Linked DNA regions of Homo sapiens: region 2 is linked to region 1. Evidence: chromatin loops called from intact Hi-C (ENCODE). Cell type or tissue: ascending aorta. All regions are shown on one strand.

Evidence for each region. Hi-C counts contacts between places; a loop is a spot of excess contacts. Peaks named below come from ENCODE experiments on the same cell type or tissue, not always from the same donor. Only the 100,000 strongest peaks of a DNase experiment are listed, where the experiment ranks them.
Region 2: it touches region 1 in a loop (3-fold over the local background); 5 of 110 quality-filtered maps call a loop at or near these places.

Annotation. Positions count from the first base shown.
Region 1 is chr18:79,586,640-79,591,639 of GRCh38, forward strand. It overlaps LOC284240 (a long non-coding RNA gene), which reads left to right. Exons shown (of 4, transcript NR_148949.1): 4 at 1-2,379. Among named protein-coding and RNA genes, the nearest start is that of CTDP1-DT, 91 kb to the right of the region's middle. RefSeq lists an enhancer at 3,778-4,617. In ascending aorta, a CTCF peak has its summit at 2,244; DNase peaks (open chromatin) are centred at 542, 702, 1,622 and 2,382; H3K4me3 peaks cover 2,093 bases; H3K27ac peaks cover 4,249 bases.
Region 2 is chr18:79,505,322-79,510,321 of GRCh38, forward strand. All of the region lies in intron 9 of NFATC1 (nuclear factor of activated T cells 1), which reads left to right. Among named protein-coding and RNA genes, the nearest start is that of NFATC1, 110 kb to the left of the region's middle. RefSeq lists enhancers at 828-1,107, 3,916-4,005, 4,076-4,125. In ascending aorta, no CTCF peak of the experiment used is centred here; DNase peaks (open chromatin) are centred at 1,290, 1,460, 1,920, 2,500 and 2 weaker places; H3K4me3 peaks cover 2,521 bases; H3K27ac peaks cover 3,722 bases.

The DNA.
Region 1 (5,000 bases):
GTGCAGTACAGCACGTCCACGTCCTCCCGACACCGTGAGTGCGGCCACACCGAAGCCAGGGGAGCAGGTGCGCTTCTCCATAGGTCCTGGTTTAAAGCAAGCGGAAACACCACAGGCTCGGGATTGAGGTGGTAAGGGACGTCCAGTCCTCAGGTGAGGTTAAGTCCTTCTACAGAGACAGCACTGGGGGGACCTCACAGTGCCCCCCGGGAAGCGCTGTTTGGGCAGGCTGCAGGAGCTGAGGCCAGAGTCCTGGCACGGGGCTACGGGGCCCTTGGTGTCTTTCACTGCTGTGACGGGGGCTCCCTGCTGCCCCGGCACCTGCGGGCCTTGGCCAGTCCCGAACACCAGGTTGTGGCAGTGGAGACCTGGGGGGTGGCCAGCGGCCCCCTATGGAGGTTCTGCCGTGCGTGTCAGGGCCCCAGGCAGGGCTGTGCAGCGCCAGCCTCACTATCAGTGTGGACACACATCTGTGGGAGGGGCTCTCGTTTTCCCCACCTTCCGGTGAGGGAACCAAGGCAGACTCAGCACCAAGCAGGGGTCAGGCCCTGGTGGAGGTGGATTTTCTTCACTGTGGCACAGTCCTGCTCAGTTTCTAGTCCTGATGGAGGTGGTGGAGGCCCTGGTGGAGGTGGATTTTCTTCACCGTGGCACAGTCCTGCTCAGTCCCTGGACTGCCCCCCTGCACCCAGCAGCACAGGCCGCAGAGCCCAGGAGATGTGGGCAGGAGCTTTCCCCTCGCCTGCCCCACTCCTGCCCACCCAGTGGGCACCCCGTAGATGGGAGCAGCTCTCCGTCTAGCACTTGGACTGCTGGGCTGAGTCATGGCTGCAGGCAACGGCTTAGTGGCATCTCCCAGGTGCCACTGCAGGGATAGCCTCTGTGTCTCCAGGCTCTGCTGTGGCCCCGCGGAGCCAAGCTTACCCATGCCGCTGAGTCGGGGGCTGCAGAGGCCTGTGCGGGCTGCGGTGGCTAGACCTGGGCCTGGCTGCTCAGATGCTGCTGGAACCCTGCTCTCAGCCTGGAGGCTGGCAGGTCTGCCAGGGGCCAACGGGCAGGCATCGCCCGTCTGAAGCTCTTTGCCTCTGAAGGAGCTTCAGCGCCAGCCAGGGGCAGTTTATGAGAAATTCAGAGAAACATGTAGGCTTCTCTGTGTCTTCTGAAGAACTGCCAATGCCTCACCCACCTCTGGCCAGAGGACTCTGGAAAACTTGCGTTTCTGGTATGTATAGAAAAGCGACATGCTAAGCCGCAAAGCCGCCCCCTTCAAGACGCAGCACACGCAAGGCTCACCCTGCCACGAGCACTGGTACCGGCTCACTTTCCGCTCTGCTCGGCGGGACTCCGGCCAGGCCCAGCGTGCAGCTGCAGAAAGGTTTAGAGTGAGGCTTCCACTTCACTCTCCGGTCCAAGAGTTATACTATCTGGTGGAAGTGTTTCTTTTTCCTTTTTTGGACAGTTAAGCTACAGCGATGGGCCAACTGGCACCAGTGTGGAGAGACAGGTATTCCTCACTTTGTGGCACCAACGTGGTTCTGGCAAAGTGGCCTCTTTTCCAGTAAAACAGTCTTCTCCCCTCCCTCGCCTTCCATTTTAGGACCAGTGGTTTGTCCCTGGGGAAGCAACCCCAATTACAGCCAGCTTTGCCATCTGTGGAAATAGCCTGGTCACCAGAGGCACAGAAGCCAGATGCGTGGCCATGCCGGCGGCAGCACCCGCGGCAGCACCCGGGGCAGCCCCTGCCCCCGACCCATGAATCTCAGTGTCCCCCAGGCCGCCCACGTCCCACTCTGCCCAGCCTACACCACCTCCCTCACCGCAAAGTGCCCGCTCTGCAGCTCCATGCCCCTGCCCAGTGGAGCCTCAGCCCCGTCCCACCTGCAGCATGCCCAGCCCAAGTGCCCGAAACCCAGAGCCTCGGACTCAGGGCAAAAGGAAGCCGCCCCATTCCACCACATCAGGGTCTCCACTGTGCTTATTTAGAGCAGAGCACAACTCTCCTTGCGTCTGAGTCCCTTCACACAGGTGACTGAGAGGCTCAGGACAGAGCATTGCAGGGGAGACAGAGGAGGGGCTCGGCCTCGCCAAGCAGCTGGCTCTATTCATTTAGCAGAACCGCTGCCCCACCCCCTCCCAGCCCCTGCACGGAGGGAGGCCACTGGGGCCGGCCCGTCCCCAACTTCTATTTTGTTTTCGCCAGAGCCGCCTCCAGACTCCCTCTTCACATTTTATGTCAACTCTGGGGCCCTGCTGGCTGAAAGTGAGTTCTGTTTTCCGGCAGCCCTGTGGCTTTTGGACTCGGCCTTGAAATTAGTTCATGGCGACCCAGGCACACATCGCGCTGGGAAGCCACGTGGGAGCCGTGCGGGTGGAGCGGCCGCCACAGCCAGACTGAAATGTAGCACAGCGCCTGGGCCTCGTCAGGCCTTTATGACAGAGTGTAAAGGGAATTGCTGCTTAGTCACCAATTTGCTTGGCAAGATTGGATGGATTAGGAAACACGTCGAAGGTCAGACAGTAGGAGTTTGTCTAGACGCTCTATTTTGGACTCGGCGCTGACCCGAGGTGTTTCTGTAGCAACCTTTACAACACTGCTATTCTGGCAATATTGGAGAAAACATGATCCCTCCCATCATCAGGTAGGGCCCGCTCTGAAAATCCTCGCCCCATCGCTGGGTTTGCTGAGGCGCCTCCAACTCCATTTAGGACGAGGAAGCCCGACGGGGAGGCCCCTGGGAGGGACCGGCTGCTTGGGCGGAGGCCAGGCCTCGGGAAGCTTGTCCAAGGCTCACAGGGAAAAGCGCCAAGAAATGGAAGTGGCTCATTTTTCCTCTGGGCCTGAGGGGAAGGTTTTGATTTTACAGCCGCCCCTAGTCATTTCTCACAGGTTTGAAGCAGACCTTTCCAGGGACGGGGGAGGGAGAAGGGAGATGGGGAAGGATGGGGAGACGCCGTGAGGAGGCAGCCACCTCCGGGGATCCCCGGAAGCCTGGACGTGCTCTGCCCGGTGGTTCTGTCCCCAGGGAACACGTGGTCATGTCTGGAGGCATCTGTGGCTGTCACAGTCATGGTATGGGGTGCTCCTGGCATAGAGGGGTGGGGCTGCTTCCTTTTGCCTGTCCCTGCTGCCCTCCCCGCCCTCCATGTCTCCCTGCCACCTGCCCTGCCCTCCCCACCCTGCATGTCTCACTCTCCATCGTACCTGAGGGCCCTCTGCCAGCTGGGAGAGGGGACAGCCCAGGCTTCAGTTTCCCTGCATTTCCCCGGGAGTAGGGGAGCCACGAGCAGTCCGTAGGTTCCCTCTTCCTCCCAGGGCCTCAGCACCAGATCCTGGAGCTCCGGACCCCGCAGTGGGTTCCCCAGCCTCACAGCCCTCCTGGGGCCCCACAGGGGAGGGACGCAAAGCTGGCTCTGCAGCTCCTTAGCGCGTGACCTCTGGCAACTTCAGCCTCTCCTGCCTCAGTTTCCCGAACTCTGAAGGGAGGGCGAGTGACACGATGATTCCTCAGCAGAGACCCCAGGCCTCTCTCTCCCACTGACCGCCCAGGGGAGTGAAAGTCCAGGACTCCGTGCATGCCTGGGGACCCGGGCAGTGGGGGAGCAGAACCGGGGACCCGGGCAGCGGGGGAGCAGAACTGCAGGCCCGGCCGCAGCACCTGCCCACCTTGCTGGTGAGGGGTGAAGGCTTCCAGGCCCTGGCCTCCACATCCAGACACCACCCTCACCCGTGCAGGAGCGGGACTCGAACCCACCTCTCTCGCCTCCTTGTGCTGCAGGGAACATTCAAGTCCTGATGTGGACTCTGTCCTGCTGCAGCAGGAAATCCAGAGATGCCTCTGCCACCACGGCAACGGGCTCTGGCCAGAGCAGCAGGAGGGAGCTGGGCCCACATGGCCGTCACCGTGGTTTGCCCACAGCTGCTGTTTCTGAGCCGTCACAGGGTCAGGGGCATCCAGGGAACACGCTGAGATGCAGCCTCTGCTGCAGCCCGACAGATGTGTAGCTGCTTCTGGAGCACGCCCGGGGAACACCCTTTCTTCCTATGGATGCCAGCTGGACTCACTGTGCAGACAGGGCCTGAACCAGACCAGAGGCACTGGCTTCTAGGCGAGGGACCTTCTCAGCACGGGACCTGCAGCTGCCTTTCCCACACTCACACAGGCTCTTCCCATTGTCCTAAGAACCCTGTGGAGGTACAGGCAGGGGTTATCCAAATGCTGACTCATGTGAGTCCGACAGGAGCATGGTGCCCGCCCGAGGAGTGTCGACCTCACGCTAGCCACTGTGATTATTGTCACTGTTACTGTGTGAGCTGCTCTGTTCGGGAGGGGAAGCCACGCTGAGGAGCAGCTGGGACACGTGCCTGGCCCTGCCCTCCAGCTGGCCTCCGTTCCACACATGAGAGCCTTGCCTAGAAGGCCCTTGGTGGTGGGGGGGGTGGGGGTTGGTGCCTGAGCCCCCCACCCTGCAGCTCTCCTCATTCTCGTGCAGTAGGTCCCCTTTGCTGTTGGACTTGCAGCTTCTGCAGGCAAGAACAAGGTGACGTCCCCTCCGTTCTCCAGCAGCAGCTGTGGGCCCACTTGGGGTAGAAGTGAATGAATGAGTGACAAACTGAGGATGCAGATGCCTCGGCTGCAGAGGAGCAAAGACAGACATTTCATTTGAAAGCTCGGAAACCACACAAGCAGGAAAAGAATGAAACGAAATATTTAAAGTGTTGAGAAAGGAAAAAATAGACCCCAACCTACAATTCTGTACCCTGTGAAGTTATCCTTTAAAGTGAAGGAGAAAAAAAAGACTTTCCCAGAAAAACAAAACTTGAGGGAATCAGTTGTCAATAAACCTGCCCTGTGAGAAATGAGAAAGGAAGCTCTTTAGAGTGAGAATACTACTCAGATCCAAAGACAGGAAGAATATTGGAAGAGGAAAAAGTAAAGTAAGATAAAAACACTGTTCCGATTCTCCACTGATCTAATAGATAAGTTTGTCCAAAGTAATAG
Region 2 (5,000 bases), 81 kb before region 1:
GAAGAGGCAGGAGACTGCTGCGTGGGAGGAGGTGATGCTGGAGGCCCTTGGGTGATGGAAGAGGCAGGAGACTGCTGCGTGGGAGGAGGTGGTGCTGGAGGCCCTTGGGTGAGAGAAGAGGCAGGAGACTGCTGCGTGGGAGGAGGTGATGCTGGAGGCCCTTGGGTGATGGAAGAGGCAGGAGACTGCTGTGTGGGAGGAGGTGGTGCTGGAGGCCCTTGGGTGAGGGAAGAGGCAGGAGACTGCTGTGTGGGAGGAGGTGGTGGATGAGACCCTTGGGTGATGGAAGAGGCAGGAGACTGCTGCGTGGGAGGAGGTGGTGGACGAGACCCTTGGGTGATGGAAGAGGCAGGAGACTGCTGTGTGGGAGGAGGTGGTGCTGGAGGCCCTTGGGTGAGGGAAGAGGCAGGAGACTGCTGTGTGGGAGGAGGTGGTGGATGAGACCCTTGGGTGAGGGAAGAGGCAGGAGACTGCTGTGTGGGAGGAGGTGGTGCTGGAGGCCCTTGGGTGAGGGAAGAGGCAGGAGACTGCTGCGTGGGAGGAGGTGGTGCTGGAGGCCCTTGGATGAGGGAAGAGGCAGGAGACCGCTTTGTGGGAAGAGGTGGTGGACGAGCCCCTTGGGTGATGGAAGTGTTCTGACACCTGCAGTGATGGTGGCACAACTGGGCACCTTTACCAAAAATCACTGAATTTTGTGCCCTTCTCAAGGGTGCATTACCTGTGTGAAACGTGCCTCCGTAGAATGCTGTGTGTTTAGGGAGGGGCTGGGAGACCCTAGCAATGCCACGTGCTTTTTACTTTTCTTCAACTGAGTTTTGAGCATTTTGTTAATGCAAGAAAAAGGACTCCTTATAAAGAGCGGTTCGCCGTGGGGTCTGAGCCTGTGGCGTGGTTTCAGTTGCCTCCTCAGCCGCAGTGTGGAGAGGAACAGTGGTCTCGGCCGAGCAGCGGCTGTGGGCACCTGCGTGTCAGCCCCTCCCTCCGTGGACAGATGCTCCTGAGCTTCCCCAGCAAAGACACTGGGACTGTGCGCCTTGTCCCCCCATCTTCCCACCTCCGGTGACCAGGCCTCTCCCAGGGACCCTCTGTGCTGGCCCGGCACCTGCTCTGATATGCCCTCCCCAGGGGTGTGGGTCCGTCTGCCCTCCACACAGCCCTTGGAGCCTCTCTTCACAGGGCCTGAGAGCTGAGTGTGGTTTCATAACGTGGTTCATTGGCCTCTGAAGATGCTCAGTGCTGGGGGAATTGGGCTTGAAGCCATCACGTCCAACACACGGTCCCTGGACCATGTCCTGTAGGGAGTGTTAGGAGGAGTCTAGCTCTATTTTTAAATGACAGTGTTCATGACAGAATTTCTCGTAGGGAATAAAAATGTGTGTGCTTCCCAGTTACTTATTGTGTTGCTTAATTAAGAAATCTCTTTAGAAACACAGACGGGAGCATGAACTTCTCAGCCACTTCCTGCCTGGCTTCTGGGTGGTTCTGTGTTGCATTACTGGAGGTCTGGGTGTGGAATTTTGAGAATCTCTTGATCCTTTTCAGTTTAATTCTGAAACAGGGTTCTTCCTTCCTTCCAGATTACAGTGTGGACACTCACACACAGTAAGGGACAAAGAAAGTGTATCCCCTTCCAAAGATCCGCCCACCAGGCCCCGGACCCATAATCAAAGCCTGATACTGGGACAATGGACCCAGCGGCCGGGCCAGCCCTCCCCTAGTTATCACCCCAGAGCTGTGGCTGGGCTCTCTTTGTTCCGAAACGGAGCTGATGGAGCAGGACGCTGTCGCCAGGCACTGCGGGGAGGGGGTTATCAGCCCCTGGCCCGCGTCCCACCCCAGAGGTGAAGTCTTCGCCCCAGACAGGCCCTATCAGGCCCTCCCAGCTGCTGTTATTTTAGATATGGCAGGAAGTAGGGCCTGGAAACCGCACGGCTCCCAGCCCTTGGCAGCAGCTCAGTTCCCGAGGCTGCACTCAGAGCTGGTGGCAGGGAGGGAGAAGGCACAGCAGCCTGGACTGCGGGTTAGAGGGCTGTGCCGGGGCCGGTGGAGCCATGCGAGCGGCCGCGTAAATCAGGCAGGCGTGGCCGGCAGGCTGTGGCTCCCCACAGACATGGGGCTGACGGTGTGCAGCGCTGGCTGGCGCAGCCTCTGCCAAGGGAGCCCCTGCCCTCCGGGGCAGCACCATGAAGACCTCACCCCTCAAGTGGATGGGTTTGCAGTTCAGCCCAGTGTCTGTTCAGCTGGCACCGATGGGCCCAGATGTCCTCCCTGGCAGTGTCTCAGCAGGCGCACAGACGAGCCCTGGGCCAGGGGACAAATGTGTGGGTTCCTGACGCACGTCCCCCGGAGCCCTAGAAAGGACACCAGGCTTCTGCACCCCCACCCGTGATGTGTTGCAAGAAGCCTCACGAGTCAGTAAAGAAAAACCTTCTCCCTCGCCCTCTGAAATAGTAAACGTTAGTGAGCGCATTCGCATCCGCAGTGCTTTTACGTGAGAAGTTAGGTTTTGGGAGCTTTCGGAGGAGCTGGCTGTGGAGGGAAACACGTCCGTCACGTGGCCACCGTCCCGCGGGAAGCTGGGGGCCGTCGCTCTGGCCGGGCTCCCCGCAGCCGCAGTCGCCGCGTCAGGCGGAGGATCCCTGTTATGTACTTTCCCTTTTCCACAGTAGCTGCTGCCAGCGGGCTGTAAACTACCGTATATCACTCAGATTTAAGAACCCAAACTTTAAAACAAATTAAACTCTTGTTGACATTGTAATAAAAATCAGAATGGAACTGAACAGCTCAGTAAAAGTGAACTTCAATTATTTTTGTGGATTTCAGATTGTTTTCTGGGATTCCCAGACTCCCAGTGCAGCTGAGTTATTTCCTCTTGGCAGAAGGCTGGAGAAAAAAGGTGGAGGGAGGGAGGGACGGACGGACGGAGGGCGCCTGGTGGGAGGAAGCCTGGTCACCTGGCTGGAGGGAGGGATGGACGGACAGAGGGTGCCGGGCAGGAGGAAGCGTCGTCACCTGGCAGTTCGCTCGGCCTGACCAGCAGCCACAGGGCAGCGGCGTGCGTGTGAGGGTTGGGTGAGGGGGCGCATGGGCAGGTGTTTTTTATGTGTTTTAATTTAAGAAAAGAGCTCAGAAATGTTTGTCAGAGCCTATCTGTTAATTAGGTGTTTATGCTGGATTAAAAGAAAAATTGAAAGCACTAGTCTGACTGCCCCTCAAAAATGTGCTCGAAGGCTCATAAACGCACGGAGGGTCTGAACTCCCTCCCCTCTCTCTCGGTCTTTCTCTGTATCTCTATCCCTCTCTCTGTCTCTGTCTCTCGGTCTGTCTCTTTCTCAGTCTGTCTCTCTGTCTCCCTTCCTCCCTGTCTCTGCCTCTTTGTCTCCCTCCGTCTCTGAATCTCTGTCCCTCTCTCCATCCATCTCTCTCCGTCTCCCTCCCTTCCTCGCTCTGTTTCTCTGTCCCTCTCTCCATCTCTCCGTCCATCTCTCTCTCTCTCCATCTCCCTCCGTGTGTCTCTGTCTCTCTTATCTCTCTCCCTCTGTCTCTGCCTCTCTGTCTCTCTCTCCGTCCCTCCCTCCCTCCCTTTCTCTCTCATGGCGGCCTTTTCTTTTGTTGCTGTGTTCACTGTGATGTCTGGTTCTTTTCAGCTCCTTTTCTCTGCTGGAGTGGACAGGGTTGTCGGTCTCCACTGCCGTGCCAGGTGTCTGTGCTTCTTGCAGTGTCCTGTACGGAGAAAGCGGAGAACTAGAGCATTGGAGAGACCCGCATGGAAGGAAACGCCATTGCTGGGCAGTGTTGCAGCCTCCGCAGAGGTGTGTGGGCTCCGGGGAGAGGGACGTGCTGGCCCCTGTGCAGTGGCGTGGCCCGTGTCCTTTCCCCGCCGTCCACTTCCTGTTCCCCTTTTCTGCACCTGTCTCTAGCTGCCTTCAAGGCGGAGCTTTGGCACCCACATATGCAGATGTCCACCGCGCCTGCCGGACGCCAGCTCTCCACCAGCCGGAACTCACCGCCACCCACCCTGGGCTGCCAGCTCAGCTGGGGCCCAGCCACTCCCCCAGGTCCCCCTTCACTGTAGGAGGAGCTGGGCCTGGGATGTGGACAGTGGGCGGCGAGGGGGTTGGCCATGCAGAGGGCGTGGGAGGAGAGGAGAGCACGCAGATGCCGGCCCGGTGATGTTTCCTCAGACGCCCGCGCAGTGCCATGCCGTGGGCCTCACATGCAATGCTCCCCTGCCTAGAGGGGCACCCCTGCTCCCAGGAGGGTCTCAAAGAGACCTGGGTTTCTTTTAAGCAGTTTTGACCACTTTGATTAGGTCAGTGATCTCCATTAGATCTGGACCTGCTAAAGTTACAGAAGGTTCTGGAAGGTGCCGGCACAGTCTGAGCTGAACACCCATGACACCTGAGCAGGAGGCTGTGACAACTGTCAGCTCACGGACCAGGGAGGGAACGCGAAGCTGGGGAGCTCTGAGCTCCAATCCCAGCTTCTGCTCCTGCTCAGAAAGCCCTCCCACTTTCTCTGGGCTGACCTCACCTCGGTGTTTGGAAATGGACCAAGACTTATCGGAAAGTGTCCTCGGCGCCAGGTACCACACTGAGCTCACAGGCTGCTTCCATTTAAAGTTAACCACTCTTGGTGCAGCCATAAAGCCTCGTTGATCTTTGGTCCTTTATTGTGAACAGACATCTCGAAAGAGCCTGTGTCTCCACGGTCAATCTTTCTTCTGAAGACATATTTTAAGGCTTCTTCAGAAACCAAATTTAGGAAAACAGAAGAAATTAGTGCTTAGTTTTCCAGATAACTCATAGCCCCCCCCAAGGAGGAAATTCAGACAGGACAGCGAGCAGGTTCCCGGGCCGTCACTTCAGGGTCACCTGATGGGAGCCGCAGCCGTGGTGAGGTTCGCTGGGTCATGCCCCCGTGCGGAAACTCAGGGATGGGACGGATTCCACTTTCAAAAGATGACATAGAATGAGTGAGTATTTAGGAATTACTTTAGG